Regions from separate parts of the Homo sapiens genome. Here region 1 is linked to region 2. The links are chromatin contacts, found by Hi-C or POLR2A ChIA-PET in ENCODE. All regions are on one chromosome and are shown on one strand. Each heading gives the region's core, a stretch centred on a gene start or an enhancer-like site at or near the end of the contact. The rest is flanking DNA. Distances are from core to core; before and after follow the strand shown.

Region 1 (5,166 bases), core at 157-2,656, 1.2 Mb after region 2:
AGGGACCTCTATGAACCCCCACTGCTCCCCAGAGAAGTCCTGGACTTTTTTTTTTTTTTTTTTTTTTGAGACCAAGTCTCACTCTGTTGCCCAAGCTAGAGTGCAGTGGCGCGATTTCAGCTCACTGCAACCTCTGCCTCTCGGGTTCAAGGGATTCTCCTGCCTCGGCCTCCCGAGTAGCTGGGACTACAGGCATGAGCCACCACGCCCGGCTAATTTTTGTATTTTTAGCAGAGATGGGCTTTCACCACACTGGCCAGGCTGGTTTCCAACTCCTGACCTCAGGTGATCCACCTGCCTCAGCCTCCCAAAGTGCTGGGATTACAGGCGTGAGCTACCGCACCCGGCCGTCCTGGACATCTTTTACGTATTCCCCTAGGACAGCCACCTCCCTACTTCTGTAGGGATGCAAGATCCAGCTGGAATTATTTCTGGGCTAGGATCCTGTTGTCTTGGGTTCTTGTTCCTAAACTGGCCGGGACTCGACTCATCAGCCAGGCTTGTCAAATGCAGGTTTCGAAGCCCTTGGAGGATTCTGATTTAAGTAGGTCTGGGTGTGTCTTTGGAATCTATTTCTAACAAGCACCCCAGGTGCTCTCACACCCAGGCAACTTAGACAAACACTCCTAGTTAGGAGCACAGTCTCTTTAACTTCATTTTTATTTACATTTTGAATACATAATACATTCACATGGTTCCAAACACAACACTGAAAAGTTGTTCTTCAGCTCCTGTTCCCAAGTCCCCAATTCTCCCCAGAGACAACCATCTTTGCCAGTTTATTGTGTTTAAATCTAGCGACATTTTGTACATAAACAAGCACACCCTCTTCCAACATTTTTTTTTTTTTTGAGATGGAGTCTCGCTCTGTTGCCCAGGCTGGAGAGCAGCGGCACGATCTCGGCTCGGCGTGATCTTGGCTCACCACTACCTCCGCCTCCTGGGTTCAAGTGATTCTCCTGCCTCAGCCTCCTGAGTAGCTGGGATTATAGATGCACTCCACCACACCCAGCTAATTTTTGTATTTTTAGTAGAGACAGGGTTTCACCATGTTGGTCAGGCTGGTCTCGAACTCCTGACCTCTTGATCCGCCTGCCTCGGCCTCTCAAAGTGCTAGGATTACAGGCATGAGCCACCATGCCCTGCCCCCACTTTTTCTTTAAAAATGGTAACCCTTTACACTCTTCTGCACATTAAGAACAGCTAGACCTAAGTTTAAGCACAGTACTAGCTTGATGACTTGTGATCCTCCCTGAACCTGTTTCCTCCTCTAAAATGGCAGTAATAGCAAGACACCTCACTGTTGTCGGGGAGTGCCAGGAGAGAATGCTTGCTGCGAAGCTGTCAGCACACGGCCTGGAATAGAGTGAGTGCTCCATATCTGGAAGTTATGATTAATTCTGCATCCTAGGGTGGCCAGGCGGGGCTTCCCAGTGCCAGAGGTACAGACTGAGAACCACACCCTTGGTGAGGCCACCCTACTTATGACTTAGGGGGCAGAGAGAACCTCAGTAAGGTCAGTGGTGTTTATTGAGGCTTTACTATGTGCTATGTGCCTCTTGCTGAGGTCTTAGCTAGAATCGTGGTATTTCAGGGTTTCTCAACATTTTTTTTTTTTTTTTTTTTGGAGATGGTGTCTCGCTCTGTCGCCCAGGCTGGAGTGCAATGGCGCAATCTCGGCTCACTGCAACCTCTGCCACCCAGGTTCAAGCAATTCTCCTGCCTCAGCCTCCCAAGTAGTTGGGATTACAGGTGCTGAATTCTTTTTTTTTTTTTTTTTTGTAGCATGGTGATATTGCACTATGCTTAACCGCATCCCTGGTCTCTACTCACTCAATGCCAGTAGCCTTCTTCCTGCCTGTTGTGACATCAAAAATGTCATACATTGCCAAATGTCCCCAAGAAAGAGTGGGGCTGAGGGAGGACAAAATCCTACCCACAGTTTAAAACCACCGCCTTATCTCATCCTCACAGTAACTAACCACAGTAACCCCAGGTGGTAAGTACTGTTAATGCCCCATATTGCAAGTGAGGAGACCAACAGAACAGAGTTTGGGTGACATTCCTGAGAACACACAGCTCCGAGATTCACGCCCAGGCACTGTGACTCCAGAGCTCACCTGCCCATTATGCAAGAACATCTGATCTTGGCTGGGAGCAGTGGCTCACACCTGTAATCCCAGCACTTTGGGAGTCCAAGGCGGGCAGATCACGAGGTCAGGAGATCGAGACCGTCCTGGCCAACATGGTGAAACCCTGTCTCTACTAAAAATACAAAAAATTAGCCTTGGTGGCAGGTGCCTGTAATCCCAGCTACTTGGGAGGCTGAGGCAGGATAATCGCTTGAACCAGGGAGGCGAGGTTGCAGTGAGCCGAGATTGTGCCACTGCACTCCAGCCTGGGTGACAGAGCAAGACTCTGTCTCAAAAAAAAAAAAAAAAAAAAAAAAAAGGCCAGGCTCGATGGCTCACACCTGTAATCCCAGCACTTTAGGAGACTGAGCGGGGCAGATCACGAGGTCAGGAGTTCAAGACCAGCCTGACCAACATGGTGATACCCCATCTCTACTAAAAATACAAAAATTAGCTGGGCTCAGTGGCATGCGCCTGTAATCCCAGCTACTCAGGAGGCTGAGGTAGGAGAATCGCTTGAACATGGGAGGCAGAGGTTGCAGTGAGCTGAGATCGCGCCACTGCATTCCAGCCTGGGCAATAGAGGGAGACTACGTCTTAAAAAAAAAAAATCACCTGGGGAATTTTCTGAAAGCTCAGGCCTCACCCCAGATGAATTAGATGTGAACCTGTGAATCTCTGGGCATGGGACCTGGGCTTCCACAGCTTTGCAAAGTTTCCATGGGATTTCAAGGTTGAGAGCCCTGTGTTAGGCTGAGAAGTGGTCAGGAAATTTTATGATCTCCAATCTTGGCAGCCAGTGTGGCAGGATACAGGCCTTCTCTCTGGGTCATCTGGGTTATCTCACAGGGGACCTGCCATTTCTTTCTCTTTTTCTTTTCCTTTCTTTTATATTTTAAAATTTTTTTTTGTAGAGTCAGGGTCTTGCTATGTTGCCTAAGCTGGTCTCGAACTCCTGGCCTCAGGCAGTCCTCTTACCTTGGCCTCCCAAGTTCTGGGATTACAGGAATGAGCCACTGCACCCGGCCTAAGACCTGCCCTTACTCCCCCAAGCTAAACCCAGGCAGCCCAGCCAAGGCAGGTCTTCCCTCTTCTAAACCTGAAAGCCCTGCTGAGCCCCCTCGAGTGCCCCATCCTTATCCCATAGGCCCAGGCTTATACCACTTGGTTATTCTTTATTCTCATGCATTCCAGGATGAGATCAGAGAATGAAGAGGGTCCCGAGGACAGCCTGGGAGAGAAGCACCAGCCTTCCTATTGGCAAGAAATGACCCAGTGCTGGGGGTAGTGAGGGGCCCTATGAGGGTGCCGGGGTCATGCCTGGAGCTGCTGCTGACTCCTCCAGCCAGAGCCGCACTGGTCTGAGCGATCGGGTGACACAGGCTTGAATTTCTCCTGAAGCGTTTGTGTTCTCTGCAGGGGAGAGAGGGATGGTGGAGCTGGCATTTGAAAGACGCTGTTACCAATGTCCTCTCCTCAAACCCTCACATCATGCCCAGGAGGACTTGGACTGGACAAGACCCCACTGGACAGATGTGTAAATGGAGGCTGAAGGCCAACTGCCTTACTCAAGGGTGTTCAGAAGCCAGGAGACCACCTCCTTTCAACCCCGTGCCCAGCTCAGTTGTGTGGCCCAGGGTGCAAATAGAAGGTTTCAGGCAGGACTGGAATGCACTGGTCTTCAGTGAAATGGTTTGTTTGTTTGTTTATTTGTTTGTTTGTTTGTTTTTTGAGACACAGTCTCACCCAGACTGGAGTGCAGTGGCACAGTCTCAGCTCACTGCAACCTCTGCCTCCCAGGTTCAAGCAATTCTCTGCCTCAGCCTCCTGAGTAGCTGGAATTACAGGTGCCCTCCCCCACGCCCAGCTAATTTTTGTGTTTTTAGTACAGATGGGGTTTCACCATCTTGGCCAAGCTAGTCTTGAACTCCTGACCTCGTGATCCACCCACCTCGGCCTCCCAAAGTGCTGGGATTACAGGATTATAGGATTACTGTGCCTGGCGAGTTTTGTTTTTTTTGAGACAGAGTCCCATTCTGTCGCCCAGGCTGGAGTGCAGTGGTGCAATCTCAGCTCACTGCAACCTTCACCTCCCGGGTTCAAGTGATTCCCCTGCCTCAGCCTCTCGAGTAGCTGGGACTACAGGTGCCTGCCACCACACCTGGCTAACTTTTATATTTTTAGTAGAGATGGGGTTTCACCATGTTGGCCAGGCTGGTCTCAAATTCCTGACCTCAACTTATCCGCCTGCCTTGGCCTCCCAAAGTGCTGGGATTAAAGGCAAGAGCCACCACAGCCGGTCAAAAGGGGTTTTGAAGAGGAAGCGTCAAAAAGGACACCTGGGACTGTAGGAGGCAAGAAGCCTGCCCTCGATGGTCTTGCTCCCCCACTCCCCGACCCCAAGCCCTTTGGAGACCCCAGGAGATCTGTGCATTGTTCTGGGCCCTGGAGCAGCCTCAGCCACATCAGAACTTGGCAGGTGTGCCCACCCCTCACCTGGCATCAATCTCCTTCCTCTGTCTTCCTGAACATGGCCAAGGCCTCCGCCAGCACACCATCAGGGTCTAGGATTTTGACCTGGAGGGAAATACCAAGAAGTTGGTTTGGAGAGCATGGAGGACCCAGGCTGCCAGCCTTGACTGGCGCTGCCTGCCGTGTGGGGTGCTGCCAGCCTCATCAGGAGCCACCTCCCTTGCTAGGGATGCCCTGACTGAAAACAAAACCTTGTCTGTTCCCTGTCTGGGCTTGGCTGGGCCTGGCAGATCTGGCCTGGGCATGGCTGGGGATGCTGGCTTCTGTCTCTGTCTGGGTGTGGCCACAGGGCCCTGGTGAGGGCTGCCCACCTCAGGAATGGGGAACTGAGTGGGCTCAGGGGCCTCGTCACGGCCAAAGTCGATCATCGTCCCGCATTTGGCCATATTGTCCACCCAGAAGCCTTCAAACAGCTGGCCGTGGTCCAGATGGAAGAAACGCCCCGCCCCGTTCTTCATGCCTCTCTCCCAGCAGCCCTCGTAGCGGTTCCCGTTCTCTGGGG
Region 2 (5,052 bases), core at 1-2,500:
GCTATACTGTGTGTTTACACATAGGTGTGTCTTTAGAGGAAAGGGTTCAAAGCTTTCATTAGATTCTTTTTTTTTCTAATAAAGAAAAAAGCTTTGTTGCCCAGGCTGGTCTCAAACTCTCAAGCTCAAGCAATCTGTCCGCCTCGGCCTCTCAAAGTGTTGGGATTACAGCCATGAGCCACCACGCTGGTCCTCATTACATTCTCAAAGGGGCCTATTGAAAAAAAAAAAAAAAAAAAAAAAAAAGGCCGGGCACAGTGGCTCACGCCTGTAATCCCAGCACTTTGGGAGGCCGAGGAAGGCGGATCACAAGGTCAGGAGATGGAGACCATCCTGGCCAATATGGTGAAACCCTGTCTCTACCAAAGTACAAAAAAAAAAATTAGCCAGGCATGGTGGTGCGTGCCTGTAATCCCAGCTATTCAGGAGGCTGAGGCAGTAGAACTGCTTGAACCTGGGATGCAGAGGTTGCAGTGAGCCAAGATTGCACCGCTGCACTCCAGCCTAAGCAACAAGAGTCAAACTCCGTCTCAAAAAAAAAAAAAAAAAAAAAAAAAAAAAAGATGAGACTGTTGAGTCAGGATTAGGATCCAGGTCTGCTGGCACCAATTTCAGTGCTCTTTATACTTTCTGTTGCTATTCATTCATTCATCCATTCATTCAGCAAATTTATATCAAGTATCTGGTATGTGCCAGGTATGATTCCAAATTACACCATTCCCAGATTATTCTGAGAATGCTGCAGTGCCAAACTCTTGGTATCACAGACTTTATATTCTAGTGGGGGAGACAGACAAAATAATAATATAACGACGAAGGTGCAATGTTATGTGCTATGAGAAAACGCAGTCGGAGGATGGCGAGGAAGGGGAACGGAATTTTAGATAGGGCGGTCTGGGATCAGAACCTCCAGATGCCCGTCCATGGACTCCAACGAAGGGAGCGATTCCAGGTACCAGGGCACCCTGCACAAACCTCTCTTGAGCTTCCGCCTCGCCCAGGTGGGGACGGTAGGGAGACCGGAGGGCACACGCATGCGCACGAAGGAAACGGTAAAGCCTGAAGGGAGGTGCAGAGCGCATGCTCTCTCTTGCCCGAGATGCCGAGGATTTTGACAAGGACTCCGTCGTCCCGGATGATAGTGCTCAGGTTAATGCCAGTGGGAGGGCGGCGCCCAATAGTAACTTCCTTTGGAGGTTGTAGTACCGCCCCCAGAGCCAATTTTCCACTTCCGCTTCCGGCGCTGCGGCAGTCCAGATCAAAAATGGCGGTAGTTGGTGTGTCCTCGGTTTCTCGGCTGCTGGGTCGGTCCCGCCCACAGCTGGGGCGGCCTATGTCGAGTGGCGCCCATGGCGAAGAGGGCTCAGGTACTGGGGCCGGGGTCGACGGGTCGAGCCTCAGCCCCACTCGGGCGAGACAGGGAGGGACTGTGACCTTGGCCCGAGGCCTTGCGGGAGGGAAAGTGAGACCCGGGCCCGCCCCATACCGGCGCTGAACGTTTGTGGCTTCTCCGCAGCTCGCATGTGGAAGACTCTCACCTTCTTCGTCGCGCTCCCCGGGGTGGCAGTCAGCATGCTGAATGTGTACCTGAAGTCGCACCACGGAGAGCACGAGAGACCCGAGTTCATCGCCTACCCCCATCTCCGCATCAGGACCAAGGTACGCCCTTGTACATCTCTTCAAGCGTCCGTTCTCTTTTCGTTATGTGTGCCTTAGTGCAAGTTCTTCATTCTCTGAAGGCATGGGTGCCAGGCGTGTACAGCTTGTTTATCCTCACAAACAGAAAATGTATTTTCTTCCATTTTGTGGATGGACAGCTGACACTTGGGATTACGTCTCAATTCTCTTCTTCAAGGTCATACAATAAGTGCTCTTCAGTTTCCCTTTTCTCCGATTCATCCTACCTCCTGCCTTCTGAGACAGTTCTTTTTTTTTTTTTTTTTTTTTTTTTTACTTCTGAGACAGTTCTGAAACAGGTGTCCGTTGTGTAAAGCCTGGAGGTTTGGGAAATCCAATTAGAGTGGCAAAGTCTGAAGGTGGTTCGCGTAAGCGAACCCAGCAGCTACATGGGAGGCTGAAGCAGGAGAATCCCTTGAACCTAGGAGGCGGAGTTTGCAGGGAGCTGAGATCGTGCCACTGCACTCCGGCCTGGGCAACAGAGCGAGACTCTGGTCTCAAAACAAAACAAAACAGCAACAACAAAACATGGGCATCTGGCAGCTACTAGTTGCATAATGAAGAGACTGACAGCTTTCTCTATTCCCCACCAATACCTTTTCTCGACTGTTTTATCATTGGTTGTTGATGTAGATATATTACAATGTTGTGTCCTCTGTTGTTTGCTGTATCTTTAACAAGGGCTTATTCTGATTCTTCAATACTGGCCATGCGCGGTGGCTCACGCCTGTAATCCCAGCACTTTGGGAGGCCAAGGTGGGTGGATCGCCGGAGGTCAGGAGTTCAAGACCAGCCTCGTCAACATGGCGAAACACTATCTCTACTAAAAGTACAAAAAGTAGCCGGGCGTGGTGGCGGGCGCCTGTAATCCCAGCTACTCGGGAGGCTGCGGTGGGAGAATCTAGGAGGTTGAACCCAGGAGGAGGAGGTTGCAGTGAGCCAAGATCCAGCCATTGCACTGCAGCCTGGGCAACAGGAGTGAAACTCCGTCTCAAAAAAAAATAGTAATAATATACTTGATCTTAGCCAAAAGGCCGAGAAGTGATGAAAAAAGTTATTATTATTATTATTATTATTACATCACCTAGCCCATATAGGACTGGCCTTGTAGAAACTTAACCTAGACTCTTGAATTTGTTGAGTCTTTGAGCGGCACTCCCATCCTTGTACAATGCAATTAGAAGCCAAACAGTAAAGGTTTCTCAGCCTCAGCACTGTTGACATTTGGGGCTGGGTAATTCTTGTTGGGGGGCTATCTTGTGCATTGTGAAATGTTTAGCCATATCCTTGGCCTGTACCCACTAGGTGGCAGTAGTACCTGCGCAACCCCACTCCCGCTTCCCCCTCCCCCGCCCCCATCACAGTGTCTCCCGATACTACCCAGTGTGCCCTGAAGGGGCAAAATCACCCTGGGTTGGAGACCGTTGCCCTAAAGTAATGCTTTTCAAAGGTAATAGGCAAGATAATTCAGGGTGGGCTGCAGTTTCCCAGCCCAGATATTGTTTGAAGTCTGGGATGGTGCCAGAAATCTGCATTTAATTAAGCATCTCCCTCCCCTAATACTGCCACCATTTTGATATAGGTGATTTGAGGATTACACTTTCATAAACACAGCACTGGATATACTAGTTACTAGGGAGAGGATGATGAGTAACTAACTTGAGCTTGCATTTTCTGCCATCCATATTTGTTTCTGGAATTAAAACTGTCCTGTAGCCAGGATAACTTTAAGGGCTCCCCTGGTAGTTATAAGAGCTCCTTAAATAATGGGAAGGTTGAACTACACCAGTAGATAAAGGACTAATTTCCATTTTGTTTTTATATATGATCTGTCACCCCGTTATAAGCAGTTCATGACGGTGTTCTTTCTAAATTATTTTCTGGAATTATCTAACTGACATCTTCACTCCACAGCCGTTTCCCTGGGGAGATGGTAACCATACTCTATTCCATAACCCTCATGTGAATCCACTTCCAACTGGCTACGAAGATGAATAAAGAGAATCTGGACCACTACCCGGGCACCAGGGACCACAGCACTGGTTTGGACCGTTACTCTGCACATGGACCAGAAAAAGTATATGGGACCTTAAGCTCACCTTCTTTACTTGTATCAAATGATGACTGGTATACTGGTCTCCCATCCCTTTGCTTGTGGCAGGAGATGGCTTAAATAAATAACTTAAATTTAGATTGGTCATGAGCTGAGAGTTACTTTCTTTGGTTGTGTTTTTTCGCAGAAATTAGCATTTGAGCTTCAAGTCAGTGTCCAAGTTGAAAAGAAATTGGCATTAGTTATTTCTGTTTCCACAGTGAAGGTCTAGGCTGCTGTTTAGTGTTACAGGTCCAATTCAGCCCATTGAATAAGTGTTTATAACAGCCCCTCTTGGTTTATTGTGCCTGATGTGGATAAAGGGACCAAGTGGAGTGGTGCTAATTAAGCATCAAGATTAGTCCTTGGTCAGGTGCGGTGGCTCATGCCTGTAATCCCAGCACTTTGGGAGGCTGAGGCTGGCAGATCACCTGAGGTCAGGAGTTGGAGATCAGCCGGGCCAACATGATGAAATCCTGTCTCTACTAAAAATACAAAAATTAGTTGGGTGTGGTGGCGCACTCCTATAGCTGGGTGTAGAGGCTTGAACCCGGGAGGTGGAGGTTGCAGTGAGCCAAGATCGTGCCACTGCACTCCAGCCTGGGCAACAGAGTGAGACTCTGTCTCAAAAAACAAAAGATTGGTCCTTGACGGGCCTGAGATATCAAAGACATTGAATGGCTAGCAGAATGCCTGCAATTTACACCTGAAAGAGGTATCTGTATTTCTCAAGAGGAAGTGCTTGATCTGGGTCTCATCTTTTTCCTGTCCCATTCCACTAGCATTTACTGCAGAATCTTCCCTGTAGTCATAATTTTCTTGAACATGTCAAGTTCTTTTTTTTCTTTTTTTTTGAGACGGAGTCTCTCTCTGTTGCCCAGGCTAGAGTGCAGTGGCACGATCTCCACTCACTGCAAGCTCTGCCTCCCAGGTTCAAGCCATTCTCCTGCCTCAGCCTCCCGAGTAGCTGGGACTATAGGCACCCGCCACCACACCCAGCTAATTTTTTGTATTTTCAGTAGACACAGGGTTTCACCATGTTAGCCAGGATGGTCTCGATCTCCTGACCTCGTGATCCACCCGCCTCAGCCTCCCAAAGTGCTGGGATTACAGGCGTGAGCCACCGTGCCTGGCCTCGAATGTGTCAAGTTCTTACTTTGAGGTAATCTCCTTCAGGGCTGGTAGGGTCAGAAATCTTAAGAGAAACAAAGGGAGCGTGACACATTTCTGCTTATTGGCTTTTCTGTGGAATTAAAACTATCCTGCTTTAATGGATAGTAAAT

What was found. Hi-C counts contacts between places; a loop is a spot of excess contacts on that map. ChIA-PET counts read pairs that join two places held with the same protein, here RNA polymerase II (POLR2A).
Region 1: a loop to region 2 is called in a map with no recorded cell type, with 16 times the contacts of the local background. The contact joins the enhancer-like site here to the promoter of COX6A1 in region 2. A Hi-C loop is called at or near these places in 1 of 37 single-sample maps with no recorded cell type. POLR2A ChIA-PET finds 5 or more read pairs at or near these places in 1 of 52 experiments (Panc1).

Annotation. Positions count from the first base shown.
Region 1 is chr12:121,648,100-121,653,265 of GRCh38, forward strand. It overlaps MORN3 (MORN repeat containing 3), which reads right to left. Exons shown (of 6, transcript NM_173855.5): 4 at 4,976-5,160; 5 at 4,629-4,709; 6 at 643-3,545. The coding sequence ends at 4,635. Among named protein-coding and RNA genes, the nearest start is that of MORN3, 19 kb to the right of the region's middle. RefSeq lists enhancers at 2,974-3,475, 3,476-3,975. Within about 2 kb of position 1,407, at least 4 of the 41 ENCODE cell types and tissues checked have a DNase peak (open chromatin) inside an H3K27ac peak, as active enhancers do.
Region 2 is chr12:120,436,863-120,441,914 of GRCh38, forward strand. It overlaps COX6A1 (cytochrome c oxidase subunit 6A1), which reads left to right and starts at 1,251. Exons shown (of 3, transcript NM_004373.4): 1 at 1,251-1,367; 2 at 1,517-1,659; 3 at 3,592-3,868. The coding sequence starts at 1,265. The coding sequence ends at 3,675. It also overlaps the pseudogene LOC124903126. RefSeq lists enhancers at 1,288-1,497, 1,424-1,945.